2 separate regions of the Homo sapiens genome follow, and region 1 is linked to region 2. The links are chromatin contacts, found by Hi-C or POLR2A ChIA-PET in ENCODE. All regions are on one chromosome and are shown on one strand. Each heading gives the region's core, a stretch centred on a gene start or an enhancer-like site at or near the end of the contact. The rest is flanking DNA. Distances are from core to core; before and after follow the strand shown. Region 1 overlaps ARID1B (AT-rich interaction domain 1B). Region 2 overlaps ARID1B (AT-rich interaction domain 1B).

Region 1 (4,321 bases), core at 1,759-4,258, 44 kb before region 2:
CCAATAACCACATGAAATATAGATACCCCAGGACTCCATTTACAAATGAGAAAAATCAAGAGCTAGAAGATTAGTACTGAAGCTCAAGCAAACTGGCTCGGGGACCCATGTATTTGACCAATAAAATGTGCTGCCTCCTGATAACTGAATGTTGAAATTACATAAATGCGAAAGACAAGTGTGTGTGGAATATGGATTAGTGTTTCCCAATCAGTCCTTACTATTTTTTGGAAGCCTTTCTCCATCCATGTAACATAACTATACACTTACTACATTCCAGAAGCTGTTCTAGGCACAGGTGACGTAAAGCTAAATACAATCCAGTTCTTGCACTCGAGAAGCTCACATCTACATGGGTATGTGTGTGTGTGTGCATGCACGTGCACGTATGGGTATGCATGTGTGTGTGTGTGCAGTAAAGCAGCAAGGGTGAAAACAAGAAAAAGGATAAAAGCAAAACAAAGCATGCAATGTGAAAAGTGCAAGAGAGAAGGGAGAGTGAGTCTGATGGGGGCTGAGGGCTTGAGGGTCCCCTTGGTGGGGGTTGGTGGAGAGTCCTCTGAATGAGCACTTCTGGAGCTGAACCCTCAGGAGCTGGCTTCAGGGGCTGGGAGAGCCTGCAGCTGGGTGAGCCTCTGCACTGCCTGCCTGTAGGACCTTAGGGGAGTTGCTTGCATCTTTTCTTGTTTCATTCTCTTCTCTGTAAAACAGATAATCCTAACACTGTCCACATGAAGAGGTGTTCTCAGGATTAAACCATATAATGGATGTAAAGTATCAAAATTGTTGGTGCCACTTGATGGGGGTTTCATTGTTGGCTGGGGACTGTGGCAGAAGAGGGGAAAGGGCACTTATGGCTGAGAGGCTGGGGACACCGGCTTAATGGCAAGGGCAGACTGACTTGGGACAGCCACTGGGGCGCTGTGTGTGGCTGACGGGGGGATAGAGGGGAGAGGCTGGGTCTGGCAGGGCCTTGTGTACCAGGCTTCTAAGTTTGAGATTTATCCTGTCCATAAGGAGGAGCTTCTCAAGGATTTCCAGCAGAGGTAGGATTGGATTAATAACTGCAATAAAAGCAAACACTTAACATTTACTATGTGCTAAGCTCAGTTCCAAGTTCTTTGTGTTAACTCACTTAATCCCCAGATCAAGCCTAGGAGGTACACATTATTATAATCCTCATGCTGAAGACGAGGAGCCTAAGGCACGGGGCTGTGAATAACAACAAATGTCCCATGGTCACGTGGCTCACAACTGGAGGACTAAGGTCTGAGCCCAGGCATCCTGGAGTGTAGCTTAGAGTCCAAGCATGACACACTCTGCTACACAGTCTCTCAAATATTTAAGAAAAAGCACATTTATGTAACAATGTTACCCTAATGGTCAAAACCGGCTTTCTTAAATTCACACATATAAAGTTCTATCACCTACAAATCTGCAAGAGACCTCTGCAGACTTCTCCACATTTACTGCGCGTCTGATCTCTGTGAGAGCCACTGTGTGCATTTTCATTTGGCTGTCCGGGAGGCGTGTGTTATTCCCTACAGGCGACGCACGGGCCACTGTCCGTGCAGATGTGGGCAGGCACGCTTTTTGTCAAGGGCCAGATAGGAAATAGTTCAGGCATTTGGGGCAAACAGTCTCTATCACGATTGCTCAATCCTGCCACTGTAGCCCCCAAAGCAGCCACACACACAGATGGGAGTGGTGATGTTCCAGTAAAACCTTATTTACAAAAACAGGTAGTGGGCCAGAGCGGGCCACAATCTGTGGACTCCTGATACAGACCGGTCTTGGGACAAGCTAATAAACTGCTACACTAGCAACAGCAAGTAAGACCTGGTCAAGTCAGCAGCTTCCTTAGTCCCGAACACCACCTGGAAGGCTGAGAAAGGCTTCAGGGGATGCCAGAGAGCACAACAACAGATCTGAGGAACTGGGAAAGAAAGTGGAAGACACAGGGGAACAGGAAACAGGAACAGGAGAGGCACAGCGCAGACACCTCGGGTGCGCTGGGCCACACGCCATTAGCTTTTTTATTGGCAGCTCCTTAAAGGCAAACTGCTTCGGCGTGAAGAGGCACTGCTTTTGCACAGCTGAAGTTTGCAGATACCATCAAAACTTTGTTTTCAAGTTAAAATAAAAAATAAAAAAACACCACTGTTCATCAGTTTCAAAGTTCTTTACAAAAATTTCTTAAGTTGCTTCTGAATCTCCCATCCCACGGGACACACATAGGCTCCCCTGTCTGTTTTCCCATCACGCAGTCTCGGCGGAAAAGGCACCTTCTGTGCACCCTGGTAGGTGGGCACAGAGCAGGGGCCAGCTGCTGGGCCCTTCCTCTTCCCACGCTTACCCAGAGTCCCAGTCCTCACGACTTTTCCCTGTGAGAAGGAATTCAGACTCCTCCTCCTCCTCCTCCCCAAGCTCACATCCCCTTCGCTTCCAGATGATCTGATAAGATCAGTGAAATACAGTGCTCCTTCTTAGCTCTTGCTTTTATTAAAAATAAATATACTCATTCATAGTTTGAATGCACAAGTAATTAATTCATATATTCATGCCATTACTTGAGGGCTAGTTTCCACCCTCCCCTAACACTGGATAAGTGACTCAGTTGGTAAGAAACCTTTTTCAGTGAAAACTTATGTGCCCTTTGCTTTAGAAGGAAATGAAATAACGTTTTAGTCTTGTTTTAGAAAACAAGCGTTTAGACTATACCCATCATGCGGTTTTATTAGAGAAAGAAGGTTTCTGAGTTTGTAGAATTCTGCTTATAGCTGGAATGCGGAAATGCTGGCACTCCAACCTCCTGGGTTTAACTGGGAGTCAAGGGCTGTATCTTAATGAACACAAAGGAAAGAAACTACTGAGATGTTAAGTTACTCTGTACCCTACCTCCATCTCTCACTCATGTTATATACTAAAGAGAGAGGAGCTGTGTTTCAATAGCTTTGCCCAGTTCGGCAGCTGGTCTTCGTCTCCTGGCAGGAAGCATCTGCAACCTGGGGGAGCATGCGTTCGAGCACAGCTATGCACACCAAGACACGCGTGTGTGCACTTGTGCTTAGAAAGGCGCTTAGGCCAGGGGTGCCAATCTATTTCTCTCCAATCAGTTGGGTTGATTCCATGAATTGGCACTCAAAAGTGCATGTCAAGGAAAAATGTTCTAATTACAGAAGCCTCTATTGGATAGAAGAAATACAAAGTCCCCTTTTCTTTTCTTTGAAACTTTCCTCATTAGACTCACGTGCCTGGACAAAAATAGTTTCTAAAGGCTTAAAACGGTTTAAAAGGCAACAATGGATAAAGCACAGGCTTCAGCATCTGGGTGTGAATACTGGTTCTGACACTCCCTAGCAGCGTGACAAGTGGTTTAACCTCTCTGAACTGTGGTTCTGTCATCTGTAAAGTGACTACGATAATGAGTAAGAGGTTGAAAGTAACAAGTACAGCGCCAGGCACCGCACTGCCTAACAAATGACAGCTGCCATCGTCATCAATGGCCATAACAACATCACTAACATCACCCCCCCCATCTTTTAAAAATGTGTGCATGGGGTGAAAAATGATTCATGCCCCCCCCAACTACTCGATAACGTATCTTTCTTCCCAAAATAAACAAAAACCAAATATGTAAGCCAAGCAAAATATGAGAGGAAAAGCCAGGAATGAGAAGTGCAATCTTATTTCCATGTTTCTCTAATAGGTTAGTAATTTGTTGGCACTGGCTTTGACAGAAAACAGATGGATCCAGCATTAAGCACAATGAAGGCGGCAGATGCTGGGCCAGCCCACCTCAGCTGGACTGGTCTTGCAGCCAAGTCCAAGGACCCACAGTTTTCAAGTGGGTTCATCTTGGCACACTAGCTTTGGAAAATTGGTCACCAAATGAATTCAGATTTCTACCCACCAGGAGTTCCATTCAAGCACCAGAGAGAGGAAGCAGAAGCTAGACCCTATTCAAGTCACCATCATCATTTCAGGCAGATCACAAAAATTTCTATACCTGACTCCAGAATATTTAAAGTTGATAGTTGCAATGCATACTCAGAGCTTACTGCTTTTTGTAAACTACTAAATGTTTCCACTCATATACGAAATTTTGCTTCTAAGTTCCAATCACTCAACAGTTATGAACAACTACTATGGGCAAGGTTCTGCGTCATTCCCTATATGATGGAGGAGAAAATGGAGGTGAATGCAATAAATCAGAAATCTTACCCTTGTGGAAAAAAGAAATGCATAATTAGCTACATACTATGATAAAGGCAGTTGTGAATTAGGGCTAAATATGCATTTATCTTGTTTTGTAGCCAGT
Region 2 (4,896 bases), core at 1,170-3,669:
CGTGGTGGCGTACACCTGTAATCTCAGCCACTCAGGAGGCTGAGGCAGGAGAATCACTTGAACCCGGGAGGCAGAGATTGCGCCACTGTACTCCAGCCTGGGTGACAGAGCAAGACTCCGTCTCAAAAAAAAAAAAAAAAAAAAAAAAAAGAACCACTCAGGAGGAATACTTGCTGAAAAAGCCAATACAGATGAGTATTTAATAACAACAGCACTGACATAGAAATCTCACATTCTTCCATATTTAAAGGGGAAGGCTTCATAAATAAATGTCAGTAACAGAAGTTGCTTTATGCTCTCTCCTATCTATATGTAAGAATGCGCTGGGTTCCTTAGCACTTAATGCAGGCAAAAGTCTAAGACTTAAATGGTAAGTACATTTAGCAGGTAAATGTTTAGATAAATGATTACTTGTAGTTTTATTTTTCCAACTCTTTCGGATCAGAAACAAACCAACAAATCAGATCAACTACTGATCAGATGCAATTGCGTAAATTATACTCTACTACTTTTGTGTTGGGATGGTAGAGAATAAACATGAGGTGAATAGGATTCCCACATTAATCCTTTATTGAGGTTAAAATTCCTTGGGGATAATTCCTTTCTACATTACTACAGTATACAACTATAGAAAAAGAACAAGAACACTAACTCTGAACCACAACCAATTCTGGCAAACAAACCATTCACCCCTTTTCAAATAATACTGCATTATCTCCAGTATTAGTAATACTAATAGATATAGAAATATTCAGAAATTCCATGTTTCAAAAGTTGTAGTGGCCATAGAAAAATTATTCCTTCCTTTCACATCATTACAGCTAAAAAGCCAACTAACCTAAGATGGATTTAGTTATCTGAGATGGAATATTGACATGATTAGTCAAGATAGCAAATCTGGAGTCTGAATGACAGACACTACTTGATTTCGGTTTTAATGCCTCAGATCCATTCTATCCTTCCAATTTTCCTACGTTAGCTGACTCTGGGCAAAAGTGAAGAAAGAAGGAGCTAAAGAGAGAGCACTGTCTAGAATATACATTTATTTGTCTTACAAGTTCGCAGGTAAATTAGAGATAGCTTGAATGTACCAAATGAGGTTAAAAAAAAAAAAGAGTACTCACTATATAGAGGGCAATGTCCTAAATTATATTCTTCGATTAGTAATTCAAGAAGATTGGCTTTTTATAATTAATGTGAAAAGACATGTGAAACCATGGAAATTTGGATAATTTTCTTGGCCAATCATCCTCAATACATGGAGATCATGAGGTGTTTAGTGGCAAGTACTTGGGCCCTCTTCATAAACTCTGTGACAGTGGCAAGGGTAAGACAGACCTATTCTTAGGTCCGTGTGAATTAAACTGGTTGTGGTTCTTGTTGAATTCTGAGAAGAAATGAGGAATGCTTCCAGTCACTTTGCAAATAACTCTATCATGATCAAGTTACTCCCATGGGATGGTGCTACAAAATCAATACATAGTTCATGGTTTTCAGCAATTAGCAATTGAATTAATTCTTCTACTCATCAAGAATTCTTGGTGGTGTCATTAACTTTAGTGAGAAATTAAAAGAACACATTGTAGCAACCAAATACTGATACATTACTACTATGATCGTGTTCATCTTGTGCTTCCCACTGACTGTGCAATTCTGCTGCTGCATCCAAAATTAAAACACTGGGTTGCTTTATTCTAGTACAGCCTCATGGAAATCGGCTCTCTTTCAAATCTTTAAAGTAGAATACGGGTCTCACCTGCCACCATCTGACTTTACCGATCTTCTGGAGGATGCATTTCTTATATTCTGCCAAACCCACTAGTAATTACACTATAACTTCTTACTATGGGTTGTATTTAGTTGCTCCTTTAATTTCTGCAACATGAAGAACTGGTCAGGATCTTTCCTTCCACCATGATAAATGACAATATAATTTTGTTAAGAGACAGCATTGGTTGGTTGCATGGTAGACTCCGCATCTGTGGAAATCACTGTACATCTTATCTCAGTTAGTAAGAAGCTAGAGTATGGTAAGATGGTACAGCTCTGCAACACAGCACAAGGATTTCATGGGTCATTTCTTTAAAAACCTGCATAATACCTAATGGTGTAAATGAAAAATACATTTTTGATAATCCATACATTCAACAAATGTCCTAGTCTCAGGCATTTATTTAGATGAGTTAGAAAACCCACAAGTTATTTAGACATAGCATCCTTCTGTTCAGTGTTTTCTATTTCACTTGCTTCAAGAACGGAAAAAAATCCCACTTATTCTCAGAATGAAGAAGCAGGCTGGCTGACACCAACTTCGATATGCTCCAAGCAAACTACTGAAATACAGAATCTGCTCAGGCTTCCGCTTAGTGGTTCCGGTTAACAGTTTATCTGAAGTGCGTGGGTGTGAACTTATAACACTTCCTATTGTTCAGCATGGGGTGTGTGTGCCTCTGTCTCTAATAAGATCACCTCACCCTTTACCAAAAGGTCCTGTATCAGGGCAGAGGGGTGGGGAAGATGTTGGTGAACAGGCTGTCAACACAATTCTTTATTGTGAATAAATCCTATCTCAGATTAGAGCAGTATAAACCAGAAAGTAATGTTCTTCCCTACCTTTCAACTGAGAACACAGAACCACAGCAATTTGGTGTCCTCACCTTGAAGGAGTTAAGCCCCTGCTTTGAGAGATAAACCTTTTCATGTCATACAGCTCGAAAGTTCATTCAAAACGGGGCTAGACTTTCCTAAATCCTTATCCAAAATATTACAGACTATTCATGTGTCATTAGGTCCTAAAAATACAGATAAATGGGCACTTCAGAGGCTATCTGACTTGGATACTCCCGAGCCATGAAGGGAATAAGGATACTTCCAATTCCCGAACTTGAGAGAACAAGACAGCTCCCACGCACCGTTCACAGGGCCATATACCTTTATTCTAAACAAACTAATACACTGTCAAAAACCTGCCGGATTAAGCTTTTCAACTCTCCTCCCTACTGTGGTCTGAGTGTTCCAAGTCTTTTTCTAAACCTCACTCCTAGGCTTGAAGATAGATTAGCTATAAAGGACGATCAGCCAACAGGTAGAAAACAGAAGTGAGTATGATGTGGTCTATGTGAATTATGTCCTCATAAAAGCCCTTAAAGACCAACTTATAAAACGTTACTCACCCAGCCTGCTATCATAGATTCAAACCAGAACTTTTCTTTTATTAATTAAACATACTAAAACTACACAATGTTTTTCGCATGGGTCCTCCTCATAACTCTGTGACAGGTGCGAGGGTAAGACAGACCCTTGCAAGTTGGTTTAATAGTCTGATCACTAATACCCATGAGATCCCTTTTGGGGAGATACCTTCCCACAGAGAACTTGGGGCAAAGAAACTGAAAAGTCTCTGGCAAGGCAAAGGACAAGTTAAGTCAGAGGATACATGGTGATGCACGGACTTCTAGACTTAACTATTTAAGTCAGCACAGCTTTGATTAAAGATAAACTGGAGTTGGCCCAGCGCAATGGCTCACGCTTGTAATCCCAGCACTTCAGGAAGCCAAGGCAGGCAGATTGCTTGAGGTCAGGAGTTCGAGACTAGCCTGGCCAACATGATAAAACCCTGTCTCTACAAAAATGCGTGGTGGTGGGCACCTGTAATCCCTGCTACTTGGGAGGCTGAGTCAGGAGAATTGCTTAAACCTGAGAGGCGGAAGCTGCAGCGATCTGAGATCATGCCACTGCGCCCCAGCCTGGGTGACAGAGCGAGACTCCGTCTCAAAAAAAATAAAAAAAATAAACTGGAGTCATAAAACATTTACATACAGAGGATTCTCCGCATTAAAATGAGACATTTTTAGTCTGGATGACTGCTAAGTGGCCTGAAAGGTGTGGGAATATAATGTGCTTTGGGTTTGACTGAGGCACAACTCTCAGGGTGGCGGCTGGCACAGCTCAGCCTGGGTCCCACTGCACTTGCCACTCCACTCAGGACCGACTCTGGGGAGGTGAATAAAAACTGTGTCTTTGTGGATAAAACAGCCATTAAATAAAAGATGGAACTTTAAGGAAAGCTTCTCAACTTTAGTTAACTTCAGATGTGAAGACATGAATAGTAAATAGGCAGTATGACCAAAAATGTGATTTGGTTGAAAGCAGGAACCACTTCTAACTTTGGGAATCTTGAGGATCTGCGAGGCATCCCCTGTGAAAGTCCATGATGTCCTGAAGTACATCAACTACCATGCTGAAAATCTGGCATTCTCATCAAAACACACCCTTTGCAATAGCTTTAAAGCTCAGGCATACAATTCCAAGGTCTACTGGGCCACGTGAAAACCCACTTGTGGAGGGAAAGGTCTATTCTCCACATTTGGGTATGGCATCGCTAGCCCGGCCTTCCCCCAGGAAGTCCGGATTCATAGCACTCTGCTATCTGTAAGAAAAGAGGTAGGTTCTGAACTTTCCTCAGGCAGAACACCAGACATAAAATGCTGAACAGCCACCAGCTCCATTCTCTCGAATCCTCGCTTTGATGTAAGGTAAGAGGCGGCGGGGAGAACACCAAATAGAGGGATGGTTTATATTTCTCTCACCAGGGCAAATTAATAAAAACAAAACCTAATTTTTCCCTTCTCTCACCCATTCTTATTCCTCCTCAATATTTTTCCTCTTTCTAAGATTCCTTTTTTGTTTGAGAAGCTTAATATTTGGCTGCCTCTGAAGAAATGGGTATAGTGACAGATGAAAGACTTGTATTCATCGTCTAATTCAGAATAAGGGGAAAAATCGACTGCTGTGCATTTTAGATTCTAACAACCTTGCAATTTTGTATAGTCGTTTCCCCCACCCGTTCTTTTGAAGAAATCTGCTTTTATTCTGCTAATAACTAACCACAGTTGC

What was found. A loop is a pair of places that touch in the nucleus more often than their neighbours do. ChIA-PET counts read pairs that join two places held with the same protein, here RNA polymerase II (POLR2A). Pooled maps may share reads with other maps.
Region 1: a map of natural killer cell shows a loop between it and region 2 (7-fold over the local background). The contact joins two enhancer-like sites. A Hi-C loop is called at or near these places in 5 of 168 maps with a recorded cell type or tissue (PC-3, chondrocyte, mammary epithelial cell and 2 more) and 10 of 50 pooled maps. POLR2A ChIA-PET finds 5 or more read pairs at or near these places in 4 of 52 experiments (MCF 10A, OCI-LY7, PC-3 and 1 more).

The regions. Positions count from the first base shown.
Region 1 is chr6:157,142,703-157,147,023 of GRCh38, reverse strand. The region is part of intron 7 of ARID1B (AT-rich interaction domain 1B); the gene reads right to left. Among named protein-coding and RNA genes, the nearest start is that of TMEM242, 180 kb to the left of the region's middle. RefSeq lists enhancers at 447-1,295, 1,296-2,145. Within about 2 kb of position 3,008, at least 10 of the 41 ENCODE cell types and tissues checked have a DNase peak (open chromatin) inside an H3K27ac peak, as active enhancers do.
Region 2 is chr6:157,097,859-157,102,754 of GRCh38, reverse strand. The region is part of intron 5 of ARID1B (AT-rich interaction domain 1B); the gene reads right to left. Among named protein-coding and RNA genes, the nearest start is that of TMEM242, 220 kb to the left of the region's middle. Within about 2 kb of position 2,419, at least 5 of the 41 ENCODE cell types and tissues checked have a DNase peak (open chromatin) inside an H3K27ac peak, as active enhancers do.